Regions from separate parts of the Homo sapiens genome. Here region 2 is linked to region 1. A link is a loop called in an ENCODE intact Hi-C map of the cell type or tissue named here. Cell type or tissue: dorsolateral prefrontal cortex. All regions are shown on one strand. Each heading gives the region's core, and the rest is flanking DNA. Links, peaks and the distances in the headings are about the cores only. Region 1 holds the start of SPNS1 (SPNS lysolipid transporter 1, lysophospholipid). Region 2 holds the start of KIF22 (kinesin family member 22).

The links. A loop is a pair of places that touch in the nucleus more often than their neighbours do. Peaks named below come from ENCODE experiments on the same cell type or tissue, not always from the same donor. Only the 100,000 strongest peaks of a DNase experiment are listed, where the experiment ranks them.
Region 2: it touches region 1 in a loop (2.9-fold over the local background); 3 of 110 quality-filtered maps call a loop at or near these places.

Annotation. Positions count from the first base shown.
Region 1 is chr16:28,969,418-28,980,456 of GRCh38, reverse strand. It overlaps SPNS1 (SPNS lysolipid transporter 1, lysophospholipid), which reads right to left and starts at 5,679. Exons shown (of 12, transcript NM_032038.3): 1 at 5,065-5,679; 2 at 4,900-4,965; 3 at 2,413-2,549; 4 at 1,151-1,302; 5 at 986-1,052. The coding sequence starts at 5,305. RefSeq lists a silencer at 5,323-5,412, a cis regulatory region at 5,449 and enhancers at 5,365-5,534, 5,633-5,742, 5,823-5,942. In dorsolateral prefrontal cortex, for the core only: CTCF peaks have their summits at 5,695 and 6,352 (motif pointing left); DNase peaks (open chromatin) are centred at 5,746 and 6,326; H3K4me3 peaks cover 1,380 bases; H3K27ac peaks cover 1,192 bases.
Region 2 is chr16:29,784,684-29,796,802 of GRCh38, reverse strand. KIF22 (kinesin family member 22) reads right to left here and starts at 6,052. Exons shown (of 14, transcript NM_007317.3): 1 at 5,974-6,052. The coding sequence starts at 6,043. It overlaps LOC124903675 (a long non-coding RNA gene), which reads left to right and starts at 11,470. Exons shown (of 2, transcript XR_007065048.1): 1 at 11,470-11,846. LOC105371167 (a long non-coding RNA gene) reads right to left here and starts at 9,290. Exons shown (of 2, transcript XR_950983.1): 1 at 9,257-9,290; 2 at 8,680-8,881. RefSeq lists enhancers at 6,242-6,641, 11,432-11,521. In dorsolateral prefrontal cortex, for the core only: CTCF peaks have their summits at 6,078 and 6,277; a DNase peak (open chromatin) is centred at 6,182; H3K4me3 peaks cover 2,081 bases; H3K27ac peaks cover 1,366 bases.

The DNA of each region.
Region 1 (11,039 bases), core at 5,291-7,790:
GAGCTGCCCCAAAAAAGGGGTATTTGGAGCCAGGCGCATGGCTCACACCCGTAAGCCCAGCACTTTAGGAGGCCAAGGCAAGAGGATTGCTTGAGGCCAGGAGTTCAAAACCAACCTGGGCAACATACAAAGACCCCATCTCTACAAAAAAAAAAAATTTTGTGTGTGCAATGGCACGATCTCTGCTCACTGCAACCTCTGCCTCCCGGGTTCAAGCGATTCTCCTGCCTCAGCCTCCCGAGTAGCTGAGATTACAGGCATGCGTCACCATGCCTGGCTAATTATGTATTTTTAGTAGAGACAGGGTTTCACCATGTTGGTCAAGCTGGCCTAGAACTCCTGACCTCAGGTGATCCGCCCACCTCAGCCTCCCAAAGTGCTGGGATTATAGGCGTGAGCCATCATGCCTGGCAAAATTTTTTTTTTTTTTTTTTGAGAAGGAGTCTCGCACTGTCGCCCAGGCTAGAGTGCAGTGGCACAATCTCAGCTTGCTGCAACCTCCGCCTCCTGGGTTCAAGTGATTCTCCTACCTCAGCCCCCCGAGTAGCTGGGATTACAGGCATGCACCACCACGCCCAGCTAATTTTTGTATTTTTAGTAGAGACAGGGTTTCACCATGTTGGCCAGGCTGGTCTTGAATTCCTGACCTCAAGTGATCCACCTGCCTCAGCCTCCCAAAATGCTGGGATACAGGTGTTAGCCACCACACCCAGCCTACAAAAAGAAAAAGTTTTTTTAATTAGCCAGGCATGGTGGCGGGCACCTATAGTCCCAGCTACTTGGGAGGCTGAGGTGGGAGGATCACTTGAGCTCAGGCGTTCCAGGCTACAGTGAGCTATGACTGCACCACTGCACTGCAGCCTGGGTGACACAACAAGACCCTGTCTCTTAAAAGAAAAATGGGCGGTGGGAAGGGGTCCAAAGGTAGGAAACAGGGATCAGTGAGAACGTCGCTGACCTACCCCCAGGCCAAGACCAGACTCACCCTCAGAGCCCAGTGCCAGTCTCCAGCCATATCCTTCACTTTGGAGCCTGCAATGTAGCCCAGACCACTGTGGGAGGGAGAGAGGGGAAAAAGGGGGGACAGCCAGTCAGTCCAGTCCCCCACACCAGGCCCTTCTGCCTTCCCCCAGGCCCCAGGCCCACTCACCTGCCCACCGGAATGGCAAAGTAGAAGATGCTGAGCATCCGGCTCCGCTGGTCGGCCACAAAGAGGTCGGCAATGAGAGTGGGCGCGATGGTGGAATAACTGGCCTCCCCGACCCCCACCAGGCCCCGGGTCAGGAGGAGCAGCCAGAAATGCTGGGGAGAGAGACCGGGGAGAGGTGGCACCCCAGCCTGCAACCAGCCTCCGGGCTACCTCACCAGCCCGCTCCCAAGAGGCAGCAGGGATGGCGGGAGATGCCTGGGTTTTAGAATCACACAGACCTGAGCTTGCATCCTGGCTCCACCACTTACTAGCTGCGATTTGGGGAAAATAACTTAACCTCTCTGAGCCTCAGTTTCCTCATCTGCAAAAGGAGGATAACAACAACTTTTCACAGAGCTATTGCAAGGACTAGACAATAAAAGGTCTAAATAAGACAACCCCTGCTTGCCTGGTAGGGGAAAGTTTTTTAATTTTTTTTTTTTAATGAATAAGTGACCTTAGATGGGAGTTTATGTGTCTACCAAAGGCACCTGAAGCTAAGGACGGGTACAGTCACCCAAGGAAAGTACGTAGGTCCTGGGGCTGAGGACAGAGTTCTGGGGTGGAGTGAGAACAGACAGAGGAGGCTTCAAAGGAACAAAGAAGCAACAGCCAGGGAGGCAGGAGGAAAGCCAGAAGAGTGTGGCATCGCAAAGGTAGGAGAGAGTTTCAGGAAGGAAGAGTGGGTCAACAGTGCCAGAGGCTCCTAGCATGAACAGGACCAGGAAGTTGGAGCTGTGTTTAGCAACTAGGAGGCCACTGTTAACTTTGGCAAGAGCAGGGTCCGTGGAGTGGTGGGAGCAGAAGTCAGTGGCAGCGCTCGAGGGGTGAGCAGGCGTGAGGAAGTGCAGGCAGAGTGATGGCATCTCCCCGGCTGCTCTTTTACCCACACTGGCACCACGCTCTAGGGGCCCTTCAGGAAGTCTGATCAGGAATGAGAGGAGGGAGAGAGGGCAGGCCAGGTAGGGTTTGGAGTGTTTAGGTATGGAGTAGAAGGAGTCAGTGGTCAGGGGAAGAGGGGATAATGGACAGAGAATGCTCTGGAAGAAAAGGGGAGGATGGGGTGGGGCAGGTTAACTCAGGCAAGGAGGGGTATAAAATGGCATGGACCAGGGAAACTGCAGGAGTCCCTGAGGCCCAGTCTGCCATAGCTCCAAGGAGCAGCAGCAGAGACTGACAGGGAGGGGGTGTGGGCAGAAACAGGAGCCAGCTTGGGGCCTCACCTCTCCGGGGATGAAGGATGACCCCAGTGTCACCAGGGACCAGAAGGCAATGCCCCCGCACATGAGATACTTCCGATTGTACCTGTCACCCAGGTAGCCAAACACAGGTGCCAACACCATGTAACTGGAGATGAACACTAGGGGGAAGCAGAGAGTCACAGCTCAGCCCAGGTACCCCTACCTCCCACTCCCACCCCAGCTGGAACCACTAAAGCACAGGAGATGCCTGCCTTCTCCTTACAGAATTCACAACACCCCCACATCCCAGCCTGAAGCCCATCAGAGCTTCCTGTCAGGCGGATGGTCCAGCTCCATCTTGAACACCTTTCCAGATTTCCCATTGTATAATGGATGGTCCCACTACTTGTCAATTCCTTCCACCTAGCCAAAACAAGCTCCAAACTCCATGCATACCATGGCTCACAATGCCCCTGTCCAATCTAGGCCCTGCCTACCTCTCCACACTCATGGCCAGCCTTTTTCCCTTCCTCTGTCTGCATCCCAATGGCCCAATTGTCAAGGCCAATACCACTAGGGGTTTAGGCACCTACTGCCTCCTCTATCAAGGACATTCTCTCCTCTCCCCCTGAAACTTCACAGAGCATAGTTCCTTCAGGTTCCAGCTCAGATACTTGCCCAGGGCCAAGGGTGAAGCATGCTGCCCAGGTGAGCACACATCCAGTACCTGACTCTCACATTTACTTTTTTCTCTTTTTTTTTTTTTTTTTTTTTAAACGAAGTCTCGCTCTGTTGTCAGGTTGGAGTGCTGTGGCGCGATCTCAGCTCACTGCAACCTCCGCCTCCCAGGTTCAAGCAATTCTGCCTCAGCCTCCCAAGCAGCTGGGACTACAGGGGCGTGCCACCACGCCCAGCTAATTTTTGTATTTTTAGTAGAGATGGGGTTTCACCATGTTAGCCAGGATGGTCTCAATCTCCTGATCTCGTGATCCACCCGCCTCGGCCTCCCAAAGTGCTGGGATTACAGGTGTGAGCCACAGCGCCTGGACTGTTTTCTGTTACATAACACTTATCCCTATGGGAAAACTGTCCCACTTTAGTTTAGCGTTTTACTGGCTGTTGCTGCCTCATGCATAGCGTACTATCAGCTCCCAAGGCAAGGTCCTTGCCTGTATTGGCCATGACTGTGTTTCTTTCACTTACTTAACACACAGCCTAGTGCAAAACAGGTGCTCAATAAGCATGTGAAGAGAGTGAATAAATCCGGCTGCCTAGAAAGAGCTGCTGCTCTAACTCAACAACTCTTCAGAGGTTTGAAGACCTTGCCCTATGATCCCATTCTCATTGCTCCAGACTTCACCTCAAATACCTCCAGTTCCTCATTGGCCTGGAGTAGAGAAAAGAACACTGCAAGACCTGGTTTCAAATTCCTGTTCCGCCTCCAACTGGTGGTGTGACCCTGGGCAAGTCTTAACTCTTCTCCAAGCCTCAGTTTCTTTATAAGCTGTAGATATCACTACCTACTTCCTCTATAAAATAGGAACAGTAACACCTATTTTTGACTGATAGAAGGATTAGAAGACAAGGGGCATAAAAGTTCTTCGCAAAGTCCTACAGGTGTAATCATCACTTCCTCCAGGCCTGGCACACAATGAGTACTCAGAAATGGTTGAGAAATGAATGAAGGATGGAAGGAAGAAAAAGGGCTTGGCTCTAGCTTTGCCTCTCCCACAAGTCCCAAAGTTGTGAACAAGTAAAACACACCTCTCCCCATTCCAGACACCCTCTCCTGCCTTTACTTATTTATTTATTTATGAGATGGAGTCTCGCTCTGTCACCCAGGCTGGAGTGCAGTGGTGCGATCTCGGCTCACTGCAACCTCTGCCTCCCGGGTTCAAGTAACTCTCATGCCTCAGCCTCCCAAGTACCTGGGATTACAGGCGCTCGCTACCATGCCTGGCTAATTTTTGTATTTTTAGTACAGATGGGGTTTCGTCATGTTGACCAGGCTGGTCTTGAACTCCTAACTTCAAGTGATCCACTCATCTTGGCCTCCCAAAGTGCTGGGACTACAGGCGTGAGTCACCACACCCAACCCTCCTGCCATTATTTACTGGGTGTCTACCATGTGCCAAACACTGCACTAGGCCCTTCACAGACAATCTTTTAGTTAATCTTCACATCAGTCCTAAGAGATGATTCGTGTTATTACTTGTTCCATCTTATAGACAAGGAAAATGAGGCTTAGAGAGGTTGAGTGCCTTGCCTACCATCACACAATAAGTGGAAGAGCTGAGATTTAAACCCAGGTCTGTCTTCACCTGGGTGAAGTTATACTTAGTTATACTAAACTGACTCCCTCTTTAAATGTGGTGTCCCGCTGACCCCCGAGCAACATCAGGGCCATCACCTCCCCTAACTGGCCACAAAACCTCCATTAATGAGCCCCTAGACAGGCCAGCGCGTGGCCCCACTTGAGACAGAACAGAAGGAGGAGCGGCTGTGTGACCAGGAGTGGTCCCCACTCACCGGTCTGGATGAGCCCAGAGCTACTGTCCCCGATGTTGAAGAACTGCTCGATGTCGGGAAGGACGCCTGAGGAGAAAATTCAGGATGGTCCGGCAAAGCAGCGCCACCCTCGGGACCCTGGCTCCCCTCTCCTAGACTATCTTCCTCCCAGAAGTGAGTCCCTACCAGCCACGGTGAAGCGGTCCATGTAGTTCAGGAGATTGATGTAGCACAGCACCGCCACTATGAGAGCCGAACGGCCGGGAGACAGGCCGGTGATGCGCTGCAGCCCCTCCTGGTCCGGGACCTCGGGCTCCTCGGACTTCGGGTTCCCCGTGGACCCTGGCAACCCCGGGGTGCCAGGCACTGGCCCGTCGTCCGGGTCATCCGCCTGGCTGAGGAAGGGCGCGGTGTCGGACCCGGCCATGGTCCCGGGGGGCCGCGCCCGCCCGCGCTCCGGTCCCACCGACGATCCCACCTGCGAGGGGAGGAGGCTGGAGAAAGGAGGATGGACCGAACACAGGCGAGGGAAGTGCGCCCGGAGACGGGGAGCTTGCCCTGAAGCACAGAGCACCACTGAGAAGGGACCCGGGCCCTGTCACGCCTCCCCGTCTCAGTAGACACACAGCGCGGAGGGGACGTGCGGAATACACGTGATGTCGGGGACAGGAGCGGGCTGAAGAGGGCACGATCCCACGCGGAGGCCACCCCTCACCCGGGGTAGGAGCCCGCTGCACTTGCTGTCGCTCAGCCCGGGCGCTGCACCACGGCAGCCGCCATGTTGCTTAAAGCCGGTCATGTGACGCGGGAGCCAGGGTGGAAGGGGTCCCCGCGGGCAAGCCTTCGACACGTGACCTGCCACCCGACTACGGAAGCCTCTTGGGCGTTCCGCCCGGGCTCACATGTCATGTGACGGCCGGCCGGTCGCCGGAGTAACCAGGAACTTTCCCAGACCCTGCGGTCCCTGGAGCGTCAAAAAGAGCGTCCCCGTGACTAGGTGGAGTCGCCTGCCCTTCCGAATCTCAGCTGTCTTATCTGGAACCCCCACGTGGCAGACTCCATCTTCATCAAACGGGATAATGGGGTCTCAAAAGGTTTTGGAAGTAGTAGATACCTCTAAAAGCCAAGGAGCAGCCCTAGTTCTCGGGAACCATCCTGTCTTCCTCCCAGGGTCTGGTTGGCGGCTTTTTACTCTCAATAAAGGATGGATGGATGGATGGATAAATGGATGGATGGAGCTTGAGCAGCGCGATGGATGGAGGATTGGAGGGACGGAGGGATGGACGGACGGACGGATGGAGCTTGAGCAACGCCCCGCCCTTTGTTGAGATTCCCCAACCCTGCTAGCCTTGTAAACTCCTGAGCCTTCACCGTGGACACTTAAATACCTATTAAAGGAAGCGTCTCCACCCGCCGCTCCTGGAGCATATTTTTCCTCACTCCAATCGGGATTGGAGCCCTTGCGCCCTCCGGTGGGCTTTTGTAGGGCAGGCAGGAGCTCCTAGCCTAAGGAGACTCCCAGCTGCAGGACTAGGGTCAAAGGGATAACTTGGGAGTGGTTCTTTAGTGGCACCCTATAATCTCCAAGCTACATCTAATAAAGCACTCTAAGTAAAATTAGTATAGTTCTGTGCAAATACAGCTTCAAGACCCATCTTTCAACCAGCCCTTAAAGGCCCTCTACTGAAATCCTGGAATCTCGTGGGGAGAGCATCCCCCAACCCCAAAACGCCTTGTTAGAAACTATTTCGAGTCCGAATACCCATAATTGGCTTTAACCCCCCCCCCCCCCCCATATTAGGTGCCTCGTGTTTCAGAACCTTAAGCTTGGTTTCCCCTGGCGGACAGGAACTTCAGGTTGCAGGCATTTAATTCCCTCAACAAGATATTATTGAACATGTATGTGCCTGGCATTTTACCAGGTTTCAGGGAAAGGCAGACTTACTCCCTTCCCTCGTGGAGCTTATCTAGAGAGTGATACGCATTGTAAATTGCACCTCTGAAGTGAAAAGGCAAGCCACAGGTTGAATGAAAATATTTACAAAGCATCTATCTGCCAAAGGACTTGTATCCATGTAAAGAACTCTTTTTTTTTTTCTTTCTTTCTTTTTTTGGAGACAGACGCTTGCTCTGTCACCCAGGCTGGAGCTGGAGTGTAGTGGCGGGATCTCGGCTCACTGCAACCTCCACTTCCGGGGTCCAAGCGATTCTTGTGCCTCAGCCTCCCAAGTAGCTGGGATAACAGGCACGTGCCACCACACCCGGCTAATTTTTTGTATTTTTGGTAGAGATGGGCTTTCAGCAGGTTGGCCAGGCTGGTCTTGAACTCCTGACCTCAAGTGATCTGCCCGCCTCAGCCTCCCACCGTGCTGGGATTACAGGGGTGAGCCACCATGCCCAGTGTCATTTTAATTTTTATATTTGTAGAGATGAGTTATCGCTATGTTGTCCAGGCTAGTCTGGAACTCCTGAACTCAAGCAATCCTCCCACCTCATCCTCCCAAAATGCTAGGACTACAGGTGTGAGCCACTGCACCCAGCTCTTTTGTCCATTTTAAAAATTGTGTTTTTGGCCAGGCACAGTGGCTCATGCCTGTAATCCTAGCCCTTTGGGAAGCTGAGGTGGGAGGATCACTTCAGCCCAGGAGTTCAAGATCAGCCTGGGCAACAAAGCAAGACTCATCTCTACAAAAAAACTAAATAAATAAAAATTAAATATACACTTCCCATATGACCCAGCAATTCCACTCCTAGGTAACCACCAATGAGAAATGAAAACGTGTCCAAACAAAAACCTGTATATGAATGTTCATAAATGCATTATTCATAATAGCCCAAAAATGAAAAGAATCCACATGTCCATCAACAGGGGCATAATCTATTCATACAACGGGAATAGCTTAACAAGAAAAAGGAATGAACTGTCAGAGACGTTCGGACCAGAGTGACTCCATCTTGAGTGACGGTTAGGAAAATAAGGCTGGGACTTGCTGGACTGAATTACAGAAAGTAAGGCATTCCTAGACTCGACATGTTTATGGTTAAGGAAACAATAACGTTTACTAGGCCGGGCGCAGTGGCTCACGCCTGTAATCCCAACACTTTGGGAGGGCGAGGCGGGTGGATCACAAGGTCAGGAGTTCAAGACCAGCCTGGCCAAGATGGTGAAAACCCATCTCTACTAAAAACACACACAAAAAATTAGCCAGACGTGGTGGTGGGCGTCTGCAATCCCAGCTACTCGGGAGGTTGAGGCAGAGAACTGCTTGAACCCAGGGGGCAGAGGCTGCAGTGAGCCGAGATTGTGCCACTGCACTCCAGCCTGGGCAACCGTGTGAGACACCGTCTCAAAAAAAAAAAAAAAAAATTAGCCGGGCATGGTAGCACACACCTGTAATCCCAACTACTCAGGAGGCTGAGGCAGAAGAATCACTTGAACCTGGGAGGCAGAGGCTGCAGTGAGTTGAGAGAGCACCACTGCACTCCCACCCGGGCAACAAGAGCAAAACTCCATCTCAAATAATAATAATATAATGTTTACTAAACAGACCCAGACTTGGGAGTGTCCAGATATCCCAATATATGGAGAACAAAGCATTCCTAATTTTGCTTTAAAGATAACAATATTGATTCTTGCTAAATATAGTAATTAAGAAAATTAGCCGGGCGCAGTGGCTTATGCCTGTAATCCCAGCACTTTGGGAGGTCAAGGCAGGCGGATCACGAGGTCAGGAGTTCAAGGCCAGCCTGGCCAACATGGTGAAACCCCATCTCTACTAAAAATACAAAAATTAGCTGGGCATAGTGGCGTGTTCCTGTAATCCCAGCTACTCAGGAGGCTGAGGCAGGAGAATTGCTTAAATTGGGACCCAGGAGGCGGAGGTTGCAGTGAGCCAAGATCGTGCCACAGCACTCCAGCCTGGGCGACAGAGCGAGACTCCATCTCAAAAAAAAAAAAAAAAAAAATCCTTTATCACAAACCCTTGTAGCAGAGCACATCTCCCCATATATATGAGTCTTGTACATAAGGTGGATGCCTTCCCCTTCTTACTTTCAGGAATGTCCTACTCTGTCTATGGAGTAGCTGTACTTTCACCAGTTTACTTTTTTTTTTTTTTTTTTTTGAGACGGAGTCTCACTCTGTAGCCCAGGCTGGAGTGCAATGGCATGATCTCAGCTCACTGTAACCTCTGCCTCCCAGGTTCAAGTGAGTCTCCTGCCTCAGCCTCCCAAGTAGCTGACATTATAGGCCCCAACCATCTCGCCCAGCTAATTTTTGTATTTTTAGTAAAGATAGGGTTTCGCCATGTTGGCCAGGCTGGTCTTGAACTCCTGACCTCAGGTGATCCGCCCACCTCAGCCTCCCAAAGTGCTAGGATTACAGGTGTGAGCCACTGTGCCCGGCCCAGTTTACTTTCTTAATAAACTTGCTTTTACTTCACACTGTGGACTCACCCTGAATTCTTTCTTGCACGAGATCCAAGAACCTTCACTTGGGGTCTGGATCGGGACCCCTGTCCTGTAACAGAACTACTGATACAAACGCAGAAACATTGTGTTAAGTAAAAGAAGCCAGACACAAAACACTGCATACTGTTATTCCATTTATATGAACATCCAGAGAAGGCAAAAGTAAGGTGACAGAAAGCAGATTAGTGGTTGCCTGGGGTCATGGGCAAGAGAAGGAAACTTTTGCACAACCGTGTACATCTACCAAAACTCACTGAAGGCCAGGCATGGTGGCTCATGCCTGTAATTCCAGCACTTAGGGAGGCTGAAATGGGAAGATGTTTGAGGCCAGGAGTTTGAGGCTGCAGTGAACTATGATTGCGCCACTGCACTCCAGCCTGGGTGACAGAGCAAGACCCTGTCTCTACATAAATAATTTTTTGAAAAAATTCACTGAACTGTATGCTTAAAATGAGTCAATGTTTAGGCATATTAATTAAACTACAATAGGCCGGGAGTGGTGGTTCACGCCTGTAATCCCAGCACTTTGGCAGGAGGATCACTTGAGTTCAGGAGTTTGAGACCAGCCTGGCCAACATGGGGAAACCCTGTCTCTATTAAAAATACAAAGATTAGCCAGGCGTGGTGGTGAACACCTGTAATCCTAACTACTTGGGAGGCTGAGGCAGGAGAATCGCTTGAACCTCACTGCAGAGGTTGCAGTGAGCCAAGATCGCGCCACTGCACTCCAGCCTGGACAACAGACTGAGACTCCGTCTCAAAAAAAAAAAACAAAGAAAAAACCAAAGAAAATATCATTCTGGCTGCAGCATGGAAGATGGATTTGAGAGGCCAGAGGGGAAACAGCCACCCGTGAAGCGGCTGTGGCACTAGCCTAGGCTGCAGGCAGTGGTGGCTTGGCCTAGGACAGCATGGAGACGGGCAGAGGGAGCTGATTTGGGAGGGAGCTGGGGCTATTAAGTTGAACGGGTGATGCAGTGGGTGTGGGGGATGAAAAGGGATCAAGAGTGAAGCTTTTCTGGCTCACGCAGAGATGGATGATGCTGGGATTCTTTGAGACAGGAGTTTAATCATTCAACAAACATTTGTTAGGATACTACTGTGTCAAGGTGTCAGACACCAAGCAAGAGACTTTTTTGAGATGGGGTCTTGCTCTGTTGCCCAGGCTGGTGTGCAGTGGCACAATCACAGCTCACTACAGTCTCGAACTCCTGGGCTCAAGCAATCCTCCCACCTCAGCCTCCTTCCTGAGTAGCTGGGACTACAGGCATGCACCACACACTTGGCTAATTTTTTTTATGTTTGTAGAGATGGGGTCTCACTAGATTGCCCAGGCTGGTCTGGAACTCCTGGCCTCAAGTGATCCTCCCACCTCAGCCCCCTGAAGTGCTGGGATTACAGGCATGAGCCACTGCGGCCCAGCCAAGAGATTTTTAAGAAGAGTTTATTTTCAAGGAACTTACAGTCCCATAGGGAAGCAAAACCTGGATGCGTGGATGGGTGTACCAAGCCAGACTCCAAGCAGAGGTGGGACACACAAAAGACAATGTGACCAGTCCTACGAGGAGCCTTATGGAAGAACTGACCCTGAGTTGGAGGGGGTGACAGGGGTAGGGAGGTGGGAGACAGTAAAGGCATAGAGAAAAAAAGGCAAAATGGTATGTTGCAACTTCAAGTATGATCAGCTACAT
Region 2 (12,119 bases), core at 5,101-7,600, 820 kb before region 1:
CTCATGTTGGAGAAGCTCATTCTGCCCTGGTCATGTTGTGGACACCCCTAAGCTTGGCCTCAGTGCCTTCCCTGCTCTACAAGCAAGTGCAGCAGGTGTATAGCAGGCTTCTCAGACTGTAATGTATACACAAATAACCTGGAGGATCTTGTGAAAATGTGGATTTGGTCTCCGTCTCCCTGGGGTGATGCCCGAGATTTTGCATTTCTAACAAGCTCCCAGGTGATGCTGGGCACTTAAAAAAAAAAAAGAGAGAGAGAGGGATGGAGTCTCACTAGGTTACCCAGGCTTGTCTTCAACTCCTGGGCTCCAGCGATCCTCCTACCTCAGCCTCCCAAAGTGCTGGAATTATAGGCAGGAGCCACCATGCCTGGCCCAGGACATGTTTTGAATTGCCAAGGGTGAAGTAGACCAGCACCTCACAGGGTTGTTCTAAGGATTAAAAGGGTTGACATCTGACCGAAACCTAAACCAGAGAGCGAACTGCCAGAATTTTCTGTGTGTGTGTGTGTGTGTGTTTTTTTTTTTTTTTTTGAGACAGTCTTGCTCTGTCACCCAGGCTGGAGTGCAGTGGCATGATCTCAGCTCACTGCAACCTCCACCTCCCAGGTTCAAGCGATCCTCCCACCTCAGCCTCTCGAGTAGCTGGGATTACAGGTCCCCAACACCACTCCTGGCTAGTTTTTGTATCTTCAGTAGAAACAGGGTTTCACCATGTTGGCCAGGCTGGTCTCAAATTCCTGACCTCAAGTGATCTGCCTGCCTTGGCCTCCCAAAGTGCTAGGATTATAGGTGTGAGCCACCCTGCCCAGCCTGTACCTCCATTTCTTAACTGGGGTTTCTAATATGTATTGAGACGTATGTATACTCACAGACCCACCCACCCCTGCAAACTGTTAATGATGATCTTCTCTTGATGGGGAATTATGTGGGTTCTGCAAAAACCACCGACATGCAATTCTTCTCTCATGTAAACTTAACCCTGAATTTGCTTCAGATGATTAAGTTTTTTTTGTTTTGTTTTGTTTTAGAATTGGCAACTGAATTATTTTTATCATCAGAAAACACAATGAAGATAAAACTTAAAAAAAGAAAAGCCCTCTATTTTTGTGGGGGTTAAATGAGCTGAAAATATCTAAGGAGAGTATTACTCTATTTTACGTTGGAGGATAACATACTGTAGCTCATAGTGGAATTCAAACCTAGATCTCTTCCCCTCTAAAAATCTGCTTTTAATAGGATGCTGTATTGCTTCCTTATTATGTACCAACTGGGAAAGCTCCTGGCAGCTCTTTCCCTTCCTTGCTGGTGGTAGCAGCTGGTTGCTAGGAGCCATAGGCCTCGCAGAAGGCAAAAGGCTGGCTGGTATACGTAGCCAACACAGAAACAGCAAGACGAAAAGGCAGACAGATGACCCCTACAAAGAATCTTACACCTAAGTAAGGCATGCCCATAAGCAGACGGGCTGTTTCAAAAACTGAACCTCCATTCCATCATCTGATAAATGGGGCTACTAATACCATTTCTCACGTTATGGTAGCAAAGCGCTTGGACATCTAGTTCTCATTTGTTCCTCATGGCAATCCTGAAAGTCAGGAGCAAGCAGGTAAAAACCTGCAGATGCATGTGTGCAGATAGAAAACTGAGGTGCACTGACTTGTCAAAAATATGTGCAGGACCTTCCTCTGCCTGCTTTCACAGGATGTTTTGGGAGAACAGAAAGATGGCAGATGTAGAAGCACTTAAGGAAGCGCAGTGATCAATCTAAGGGGAAGGGGAAGTCAGTAATGAGGTAGAGTGTAGACTCTGGTCAGACAGAAGTGGACTTCAATTCCAGCTCTGACATTTATTAGCTTGTGACCTTGGACCTTGGTTTCCTTGTCTGTAAAATAAGGTTGGGGGTGGGCCTTGGGCTTTTTGAGAATTTGGCCGGGCGCAGTGGTTCATGCCTGTAATCCCAGCGCTTTGGGAGGCCAAGGTGGGCAGATCACCTGAGGTCAGGAGTTCGAGACCAGCGTGGTGGTGAAACCCTGCCTCTACTAAAAATACAAAAATTAGTCAGGTATGGTGGTGGACGCCTGTAATCCCAGCTACTTGGGAGGCTGAGGCACAAGAATTGCTTGAATGCGGGAAGTGGAGGTTGCAGTGAGCAGAGATTGCGCCACTGCACTCCAGCCTGGGTGACAGAGCAAGACTGTGTCTCAGAAAAAAAAAAGATAATTGAAATAAGTGCCAGATAAAGTGGCAGCACAGTGACTAGCACATAGTAGGTAGGTTCATCATTCAAGGTAAAATGGCCTGGGTTGAAATCCCAGCTCTGCCATTTACAGCTAGCTAAGTAACCTAGGGAAATTATTTTCCATCCCAGTGCCTCAATTTCCTTACCTGCAAAATGGGAATAAAAATACCTCTTTGTTAGGTTGTTAGGAGAGTAATTAAGGTGATTCATGTAAAAGTGCTTAGAACATTATCTGGTATTTGGTGAAAGGCCAGTAAGTGCTTTTTAATGTCCGTCTCCCATTTTCCAGATGAGGAAACCTCAGTATAGAGGGGTTAGCTGACTGACCCAGGGTCAACAGCTAGTGACTGACAGCTTCAAATGAAGATCTAACTCCAAAGTGCTTTATATGAACCCTCCTCAGCCTCCTTAGCCCCTTCATCTTTGCATCTCATAAGAATGTGAGGATTCAAAGTAATAATGTACATACAATGTTTAGCACAGTGCCTGGCAGCAACTGCTCAGTCCTTAGCTGTTATTATTACACCCTTTCTCTTGCTACCCACTCCTCCATCCCTGCAACTTGCTTCTGCCCTCACTATTCAGCAGGGTCACCCATGACTTCCCTAGTGCTAGATCCAGTAGGCATACTCAGCCTCAATCCTGTTGGACCTCCCAGAAGTATGCGACACTCTTGGGAAACACACTTTTCCCTTCATTTCCATGCCCCCCACCTTCCTGGTTGTCTTACCTAGTTTTCTGTTCACTCCTCATCCTAGGATCCGTCTATCCTTTCTCTAGACCAGCATTTCTCAACTTCAGCACTACTGACATTTCGGGCTGGCTAATTCCGTTGTGGGGCTGTCCTGTGCATTTAGACTGTTAGCATATGCTTACTAGATGCCAGTAGCATTCTCCACCCTCACCCTCAAGTTGTAACAACTAAAAATCTCTCCAGACATCTCCAAATGTCCTGTGAGGGACAAAGTTGCCCCGAGCTGAGACCACTCAGATTCATTTCATAGGCAGGTCACCCGCCCTCTTGGCTTCAGTAACATCTTACAGCTGATAAGTCCTATTGCACGTTCTGCACAAGAGCTCTCAACTGCAGCCCACGTTCTGAACGGCTGCCCTGACGGCTCCTTTTTTTTGAGACAGAATCTCACTGTCGCCAGGCTGGAGTGCAGTGGCGCTCTTGGCTCACTGCAATCTCCGCCTCCCGGTTCAAGCGATTCTCCTGCCTCAGCCTCCCGAATAGCTGGGACTACAGGTGCACGCCACCACGCCCAGCTAATTTTTGATTAATTTTAGAGACAGGGTTTCACCATGTTGGCCAAGATGGTCTCGATCTCTTGACCTCGTGATCCACCCACCTTGGTCTCCCAAAATGCTGGGATTACAGGCGTGAGCCCAGCCGACGGCTCCTCTTAAACTCCACCTGTCCTAAACTGAACCCTCCTTCCCCATCTCTCTGCAGCCTCCTCCTTTGATCTCTGATGTAAATGAATGGCACCAACCCCAAAAGTGGGAGTCTTTAACTCCAACGTCTCTTACCTCCCACATCAGTTCATCATTAACATCTGTCAAGTCTATCTCTTTAAATCTCTCTTGAACAAGTCCACTTCTCTCCACTCCCACTGCACTACCTCTGCCCAAGGTCATGGTCTTTACAGCCTTCCTTGCTGGTGGTAGCAAGGTGTCTCCCTGCCCTCTAGTCATTCCCTCTGTTTCCTTCCTTGCAGTGTAAGTTACCAGTCATGATGAATTTCCTTCACTTCCTACAAAACTCCAAGTTCTCTTGCACCTTTGGATTTTTGTCCACGTTAATCTCTCTCCCTAGAATATCTGCATTGCTCCCCACCCCACCCTGGAGTGACTAAGGTAAACACATTTTAACTCCTCTTAAAAAACAAAACCAAAAACCCTTTCCTGGTAGACACTAAGGCTTTATCAGGTGCAACCACAGCTCATGTTAGCCCCTCCATAAGCATTTGTCACACCCCACTATTGCGTGTTTGTCACTTTCTCCACCTGACTGCCAACTGTGAGAACAAGTTTTATCCTGCTCACCTTTCTAACCCCAACACCTGGCGCAGAGTAGGCCCTCAAGAAGTATTTGCTGAAAAAAATTAAGATTTAGTGAATAAACTACTAATCACTGGCTTGTTCATTTCCATCATGAAAATGGCTCACGGCCATTCCTGCCCCAGGGCTCACAGTCCAGGGTAGGAGGGAAGAGGGGAGGGCCACATGTAAACAATTATTTACTGCACAAGAGTCTAGCCCTTTCATGATAAAAGCAACCTTGAGCTTGGACCAGGCTAGCAATTATTAATTTTCCCTTCTTTCACAATTCCTAAATTTCATTCACTCTTCTCCCTTTTATTGATGAGGAAATTGAGCTAAGAGAGCATCTTACATCATAAATAAGAAAACACTTGCTGTTCTTGTCTTCTTAGTCAAGGCCTGGCAAACTCCTATCCAACCTTTGAAACCCATCTCAAGTATCATTCACTCCCTTAATGAAGTCCTCCCAGAATACTCAAGGGCTTACTTCAGATTCCACACCCTCAGTTTATACACATCTCTCATTGTGTTTCGTATTACATCTACGTATGTGACACTCTATTGAAACAGACTGTAAATTCCTCGAGGAAGGGACATTATTCATTCAGGCATTTTCATATCTACCATGCACCGGACACAGTGCATCTTCGAAGGGTAAGGGGAGACTGTGCTCAGCCAGCAGGGATAACATGTACTTGGGCATAATGGTTAAGAGCAGAGGTTCTACACTCAGACTCCTTGAGAGCGAATTCAAGCCCCAATATTTACTAGTTGTGTTAACTCTGAACAAACTAACCTCAGTTTCCTGTGTAAAACAAAGACAGTAATAGTAACAACCTGATAGCATTGTGTGGACAATAAATGGTTCACCACCATAAAATGCCTACAACTGTGCCTGGCACATAGCAAGAGCTCTACATGTGTTAGGCATTCTCCTAAATGTCTGTTTCCCCACGAGGCTAACGAGGGCTCCAGTGAATTACTATGGCGCTCACCATCATCACTAACGAGGATTAAGTCTCCGGGTTAGAGAGGCACATGTAAACAAATACTCACATACAAGATTTTGGGTGTCCTAACAGCCTTTCCAACCCTAAAATAGCATTCACTTCCATGCTAGAGTGAAAGGAAATTTTAGTCTTTTATTTCGTTTTCCTGTAATCGCAGAGCATCTTACGCTGCCAACTCAAACCCAGCAGCAGCCGGGTCTGTTCCTCAGCCCGTCCTCTTGCATCTCTCAGGGATGTCTCTGCACCCAAACACCATGTCCCACACAGAACCCTTCCCAATACACGCCTCCGGCTCCCTTCTTCTCGTCCTCGTGGCTAGAGCGTCCGCCACTCTTCTCTTGCTTATTCAGGTGATCTCCAGGGATGAGGCCATGACCCCCGTTTCACAGACGAAGAAACCGAAGCTCACAAAGAAAAAGTGCGCGGGGTTCAAGCCAAGAGCCTGGACCGGAGACCCGAGTCTACTGACCCAAGGGGAGAGCAGGAAACAGGGAGAAGGCAGGAGCCAGGCGGGGCGACCGGCTCGCGACCCCACACTCTCACCGTCCCCCTCTCCCCGCCCCTGCGCCATGGCCGCCTCTCCGCGACAACCCGCAGAGCCTGGACCACACTCCGACACATAACTCCCACTAAACTCCAGACGTCGGTACCCGCCTTGCCCAGGCCGGGCTCAAGTACCTGAGATCGCCGCCGCTGAAGCTGCCGCCATCTCGCGTCGCCTCTGCTGCGTCGAGCCGCCCGCGGCCATTCCACTCCCTCCTTGGGCCCGCCTCTCCCATTCGAATTCCCCGGTGCCCCGCCCCCTCTCCCAGGTTCCACCAATCAAGACTACGCGCCGCCGGAAGCTGCTGCGTGTGGGTCGCCACTATCCCGCCTTCCAGCGCTCGCCTCCGGGTCCCCAAGAAAAGGTTCCCCTGGTCAGGACGCATGCGCGCGCGTGGGCCGCGCAGCCGTTGATGTCTGGAAGCGCGCTGCGATACAAACCCCTACGCAGGGATGTTGGCGACGGTGGCCGCTGGGGGAGCTGCTCAGCGCCGCCCGGCACTGGGCTCCCTTTCCCTTTACTTTCTGCAGTTTCTTGCCTCCGTGGGTGGTTGGCGCGTCTGCGGAGCCAGGGTCGTTGTGTGGATCGTGGGACTGCAGCCCCAGCCAAAGGGCTATCACGTCTGGTCGGTTCTGTAGATCTGGGCCCCAGGGGCTGGACTCTGGGCAGTCACGTTGCAGTCGCTGCCTGCTGGGCCCAAGGCCACTGTAGGTCCCCTCGCGTCCGTGTCAGCCCAGGAGAGCAGCTTGGATGTTCCTGTCTTTATAACTTGGCACTCAGCACGTCGGCGAAGCGTGGAAAACGCTTAGTCTGTGATTCAGTCCCACTCACCCACGGTTCCGGTTCCCAGTCCTTAAGAGTACAGCAGTCCGTTGAGTAGCTCTCTGTCCTTTCTGAAGGGTTGGCTAGGGACGGTCATTCCACTTTTGAGCACCAGGTAGGTAGGGCCCAGGTTTAGACATTATGTTCCACCCTGTTGAACAACAAAACAAAACACGGGCCGGGCGCGGTGGCTCAGTCCTGTAATCCCAGCACTTTGGGAGGCTGAGGCGGGAGGCTCACCTGAGGTGAGGAGCTCGAGACCAGCCTGGCCAACATGGCGAAACCCCGTCTCTACTAAAAACACAAAAATTAGCCGGGGATGGTGGCACGCCTGTAGTCCTAGCTACTCGGGAGGCTGAGGCAGGAGAATCGCTTGAACCCGGGAGGTGTAGGTTGCAATGAGCCGAGATGGTGCCACCGCACTCCAGCCACGGCGCCAGAGTGAGACTCCGTCTCAAAACAAAAAACACAAATCTTAGATCAGTGTTTCTGAAACGTTTTGCCTTGGGATCCCACTACAGTTTTTAAAAATGAGGCCTCCAAAGATGTTTTGTGTATATGAGGGTTTTTGTTTTTTTGTTTTTGAGACGGGGTTTCACTTCCATCTCCCAGGCTAGAGTGCAGTGGCTCAATCTCGGTTCACTCCAACCTCTGCCTCTTGGGTTCAAGTGATTCTCCTGCCTCAGCCTCCCGAGTAGCTGGGATTACAGGTGTGCACCACCACGCTCAGCTAATTTTTGTATTTTTATGGAGACAGGGTTTCACCATGTTGGCCAGGCTGGTCTCAAACTCCTGACCTCAAGTGATCCACCCGCCTTGGCCTCCCAAAGTGCTGGGATTACAGGTGTGAACCACCAGGCCTGGCCGTATATACTGTGTGTGAAGTGAAACTAAATTAAAGTTGACATTAATGAATTTAAAAATTACAGTAAAAAACCCATAGACATAAAAAGGACATCTAAGTAGTGGTTGCCAGGGGATGGTGAGGGGCTGAGGAGCTGGCACTACAGCAATAGATATAACGAGTTTCTTTTGGGGGTGATGGAAATATTAAATATTTTGGAATGAAGTAGTGATGATGGCTGCGTAACGTAATAAACATACTAAAAACCAGAGAGGTGTGCACTTTTTTTTTTTGAGACATAGTCTCTCTCTGTTGCTCAGGCTGGAGTGCAGTGGCGCAATCTCAGCTCACCGTAACCTCCGCCTCCTGGGTTCAAGCAATTCTCCTGCCTCAGCCTCCCGAGTAGCTGGGATTACAGGCATGCACCACCGTGCATGGCTGATTTTGTGTTTTTAGTAGAGACGGGGTTTCTCCATGTTGGTCAGGCTGGTCTTGAACTCATGACCTCAGGTGATCCATCCGCCTCGGCCTCCCAAAGTGCTGGGATTACAGACGTGAGCTACCAAGCCCTGCCTAGACCTCCATCTCTTTTTTTTTTTGAGACGGAGTCTCGCTCTGTGGCCCAGGCCGGAGTGCAGTGGCGCCATCTCGGCTCACTGCAAGCTCCACCTCCCGGGTTCACGCCACTCTTCTGCCTCAGCCTCCCGAGTAGCTGGGACTACAGGCACCTGCCACCACGCCCGGCTAATTTTTTGTATTTTTAGTAGAGACGGGGTTTCACCGTGTTAGCCAGGATGGTCTTGATATCCTGACCTCGTGATCCACCCGCCTCGGCCTCCCAAAGTGCTGGGATTACAGGCGTGAGCCACTGTGCCTGGCCTACCTCCATCTCTTAAAAAATAAAATTAGCCAGGCATGGTGGCACACACCTATATTCCCAGCTACTTGGGAGGCTGAGGTGGGAGGATTGCTTAAGCCCAGGAGTTTGAGGCTGCAGTGAGCCGTGATGGTGCCACTGCACTCTGGCTTCAGTGACAGAGGGAGACCTTGTCTCAAAGACACACAAAAAAACTAGATTCTCATATCTGCTTCTGCATTCATGCTGTTGTGATGTCACATATAATATAGTATTTTGAATACTCCACTATATACTTGAGAAACAATGCAAGAGAAGTCAATTGGTATCTTAGTTTTATTATGAAAATAGTTTTGAACTTGTAGACCCACTGAAAGTGTCTCAGGGACTCCCAGAAGTCTCTGGACCATACTTTGAGAACATCTGACATTGGCAATTGGCAGTTTGGTCTTCCTTGCCTGTCAGAAAAGGCTGTTCAGTTTTCACATTTGTTGTCAACTCCAGATATTTGGTAAGAAACCTGCCAGAAATAGTGAAAAGAGCATAGATCAAGGAGATAGGGCTTCTATGTTTGAATAAACCATTTAGGTACAGGGCCTTGGTGCCAGGCTGCCCAGACCAGAGATTTAGCCTCTTTGTGCCTCCATTTCCTCAGATATTAAAAGGGAATAATGGTTGAAATACCTCCTAGGGTTGTTTTAAGGATCTGCATCTGGCTGGTAGAAATTAGGGTGGTTTGGCCAGGCGTGGTGGCTCATGCCTGTAATCTCAACACTTTGGGAGGCTGAGGCGGGCAGATCACCTGAAGTCAGGAGTTTGACACTAGCCTGGCCAACATGGGGAAACCCTGTCTCTACTAAAGACACAAAAATTACCCCGGCGTGGTGGCACACACCTGTAATCCCAGCTATTCAGGAGGCTGAGGCAGGAGAATCACTTGAACACAGGAGTTGGAGGTTGCAGTGAGCTGAGATTGCACCACTGCACTCCAGCCTGAGGGACAGAGCAAGACTCCATCTGAAAGAAAAAAAATTAGCCAGATGTGGTGGCATGTGCCTATAGTCCCAGCTACTTGGGAGACTGAGGCAGGAGGATCGCTTGAACCCAGGAAGTGGAGGTTGCAGTGAGCTGAGGTCATGCCTGTGCACTCCTGCTGGGATGACAGAGAAAGAAACAATTGATTTTTAAAAAATAACTTCCAGGCCGGGTGCAGTGGCTCACGCCTGTAATCTCAGCACTTTGGGAGGCTGAGGCAGGCAGATCATGAGGTCAGGAGATCGAGGCCATCCTGACTAACACGGTGAAACCCCGTCTCTACTAAAAATACAAAAAACTAGCTGGGCGTGGTGGCGGGTGCCTGTAGTTCCAGCTACTCGGAAGGCTGAGGCAGGAGAATGGCGTTAACTCGGGAGGCAGAGCTTGCAGTGAGCCGAGATGGCACCACTGCACTCCAGCCTGGGTGACAGTTGGAGACTCCTCAAAAAAAGGCTGCTCACGATGGCTCACGCCTGTAATCCCAGCACTTTAGGAGGCCGAGATGGGCGGATCACAAGGTCAGGAGATTGAGACCATCCTGGCTAACACGGTGAAACCCCGTCTCTACTAAAAATACAAAAAATTAGCCAGGTGTGGGGCGGGCGCCTGTAGTCCCAGCTACTCGGGAGGCTGAGGCAGAAGGATGGCGTGAACCCAGGAGGCGGAGCTTGCAGTGAGCCGAGATGGCGCCACTGCACTCCAGCCTGGGCGACAGAGTGAGACTCTGTCTCAAAAAAAAAAAAAAAAAAAAAAATTCCAAACTATGTCTTTAAAAGAAGCAAAGGAGGTCAGATGTAGTGGCTCATTCCTGTAATCCCAGCACTTTGGGAGGCTAAGGTGGGAGGATAGCTTGGGTCTAGGAGTCCAAGACCAGTCTGGGCAACCTAGTGAGACCCTTCTCTACAAAACATTTTAAAATTAGCCAAGTGTGGTGGCGCATGCCTGTACTCCCAGCTACTTGGGAAGTTGAGGTGGGAGGATCACTTGAGCCCAGGAGGCTAGGTTGTGGTGAGCGGAGATCATGCCGCTATTGTATTCCAGCCTGGGCAAAAGTAAAACATAGAGTTTGTGCCATAAAAGATAATTAGTGGGTCTAGGCCTGGCGCGGTGGCTCATGCCTGTAATCCCAGCACTTTGGGAGGCCGAGGCGGGCAGATCACGAGGTCAGGAGATCGAGACCATCCTGGCTAACACGGTGAAACCCCGTCTCTACTAAAAATACAACAAATTAGCCAGGCGTGGTGGCGGACGCCTGTAGTCCCAGCTACTCGGGAGGCTGAGACAGGAGAATGGCGTGAACCTGGGAGGCGGAGCTTGCAGTGATGCACTCCAGCCTGGGTGACAGAACGAGACTCCGTCTCAAAAAATAATAATAATAAAATAAAATAATAATAATAATAATTAGTGGGTGAGGCCGATGATTCTGTCCTTCAAATATGTGAAGATTAAATTAAGGTCATCTGGGACACAGCAGCAGTGATGGAGAAGAGAATGGGGGCTGGACGATAGAGGACCAGACCTGGAGGGTCTCGTGGAGAAGGGGTCCTCGAAGAGATAATGGAGCACCATGGGTGGCCAGGAAGCTATGCCAGTCTATCCCACGTGGACACCCTTTGCCTTCACTTTTATGTACTTTGATATAACAGCCGCATTGGCCGGGGCGGGGCACTACCAAAAGGCAGGACTCAGCCTGGGGTCCTGCTTCCCAGCCCCCAGGTAGCTCTCTGTAGAGGGTCCTTCCCTGCAGGCAATGAGCTCCCCGTTTGTAGCGGCTGTGCATGGGTTAATTGATGTCTTCATTGGAATGGTGAGGCTGGGTCTGCAGAAGAGGAAAGAAAAGAGTATGTTAATTAAAACTGTCAACTAAAGAAAAACTCAGGCTTTTAAAGAATTAGTTTTATTCACAAATCTTACCTAGAATGGCAACCCGTGAGCGACTTTGAGAGAGTTTCTGTTAGACTGCTCCAGCCCGTAGTTTGCGTGCGGGTGCTGGTGGGTCTGCCCTGCAGAGAGTTGCGTTAGCAACCATCCCTCCCTCCAGCGCTCGCCTCCGGGTCCCTAAGGAAAACGTTCCCCTGGTCAGGACGCTGGAGCGCGCATGGGCCTCGCAGCCATTGACGACTGGACGCGAGCTGCGGTACAAACCCCGACGCGGAGACGTTGGCGACAGTGGCCGCTGGGGGAGCTGCTGAGTGCCGCCCAGCACTGGGCTCCCTTTCCCTTCACTCTCGGCAGTTTCTTGCCTCCGTGGGTGGTTGGCGCGTCTGCGGAGCCAGAGTCGTTGTGTGGATCGTGGGACTGCAGCCCCAGCCAAAGGGCTGTCACGTCTGGTCGGTTCCGTCACCCACGGTTCCGGTTTCCAGTCGTTAAGGGTCCAGCAGTCTGTTAAGTAGCTCCCTGTCCCTTCTGGAAGCTTGGCCAGGGAAGGTCATTCCACCTTTGAGTTCCAGGTAGGTAAGGCCCTGGTTTAGACATTATGTTCCACTTGATTGAACAACAAAACAAAACAAAACACAAATCTTAGATCAGTGTTTCTCAAACGTTTAGCCTTGGGATCCCATTAGTCTTAAAAAATGAGGCCTCTAGCCTGGGCGTGGTGGCTCACGCCTGTAATCCCAGCACTTTGGGAGGCCGAGGCAGGTGCATCACGAGGTCAGGCGTTCAAGACCAGCCTGGCCAACATAGTGAAAACCCCTCTCTACTAAAAATAAAAAAATTAGCAG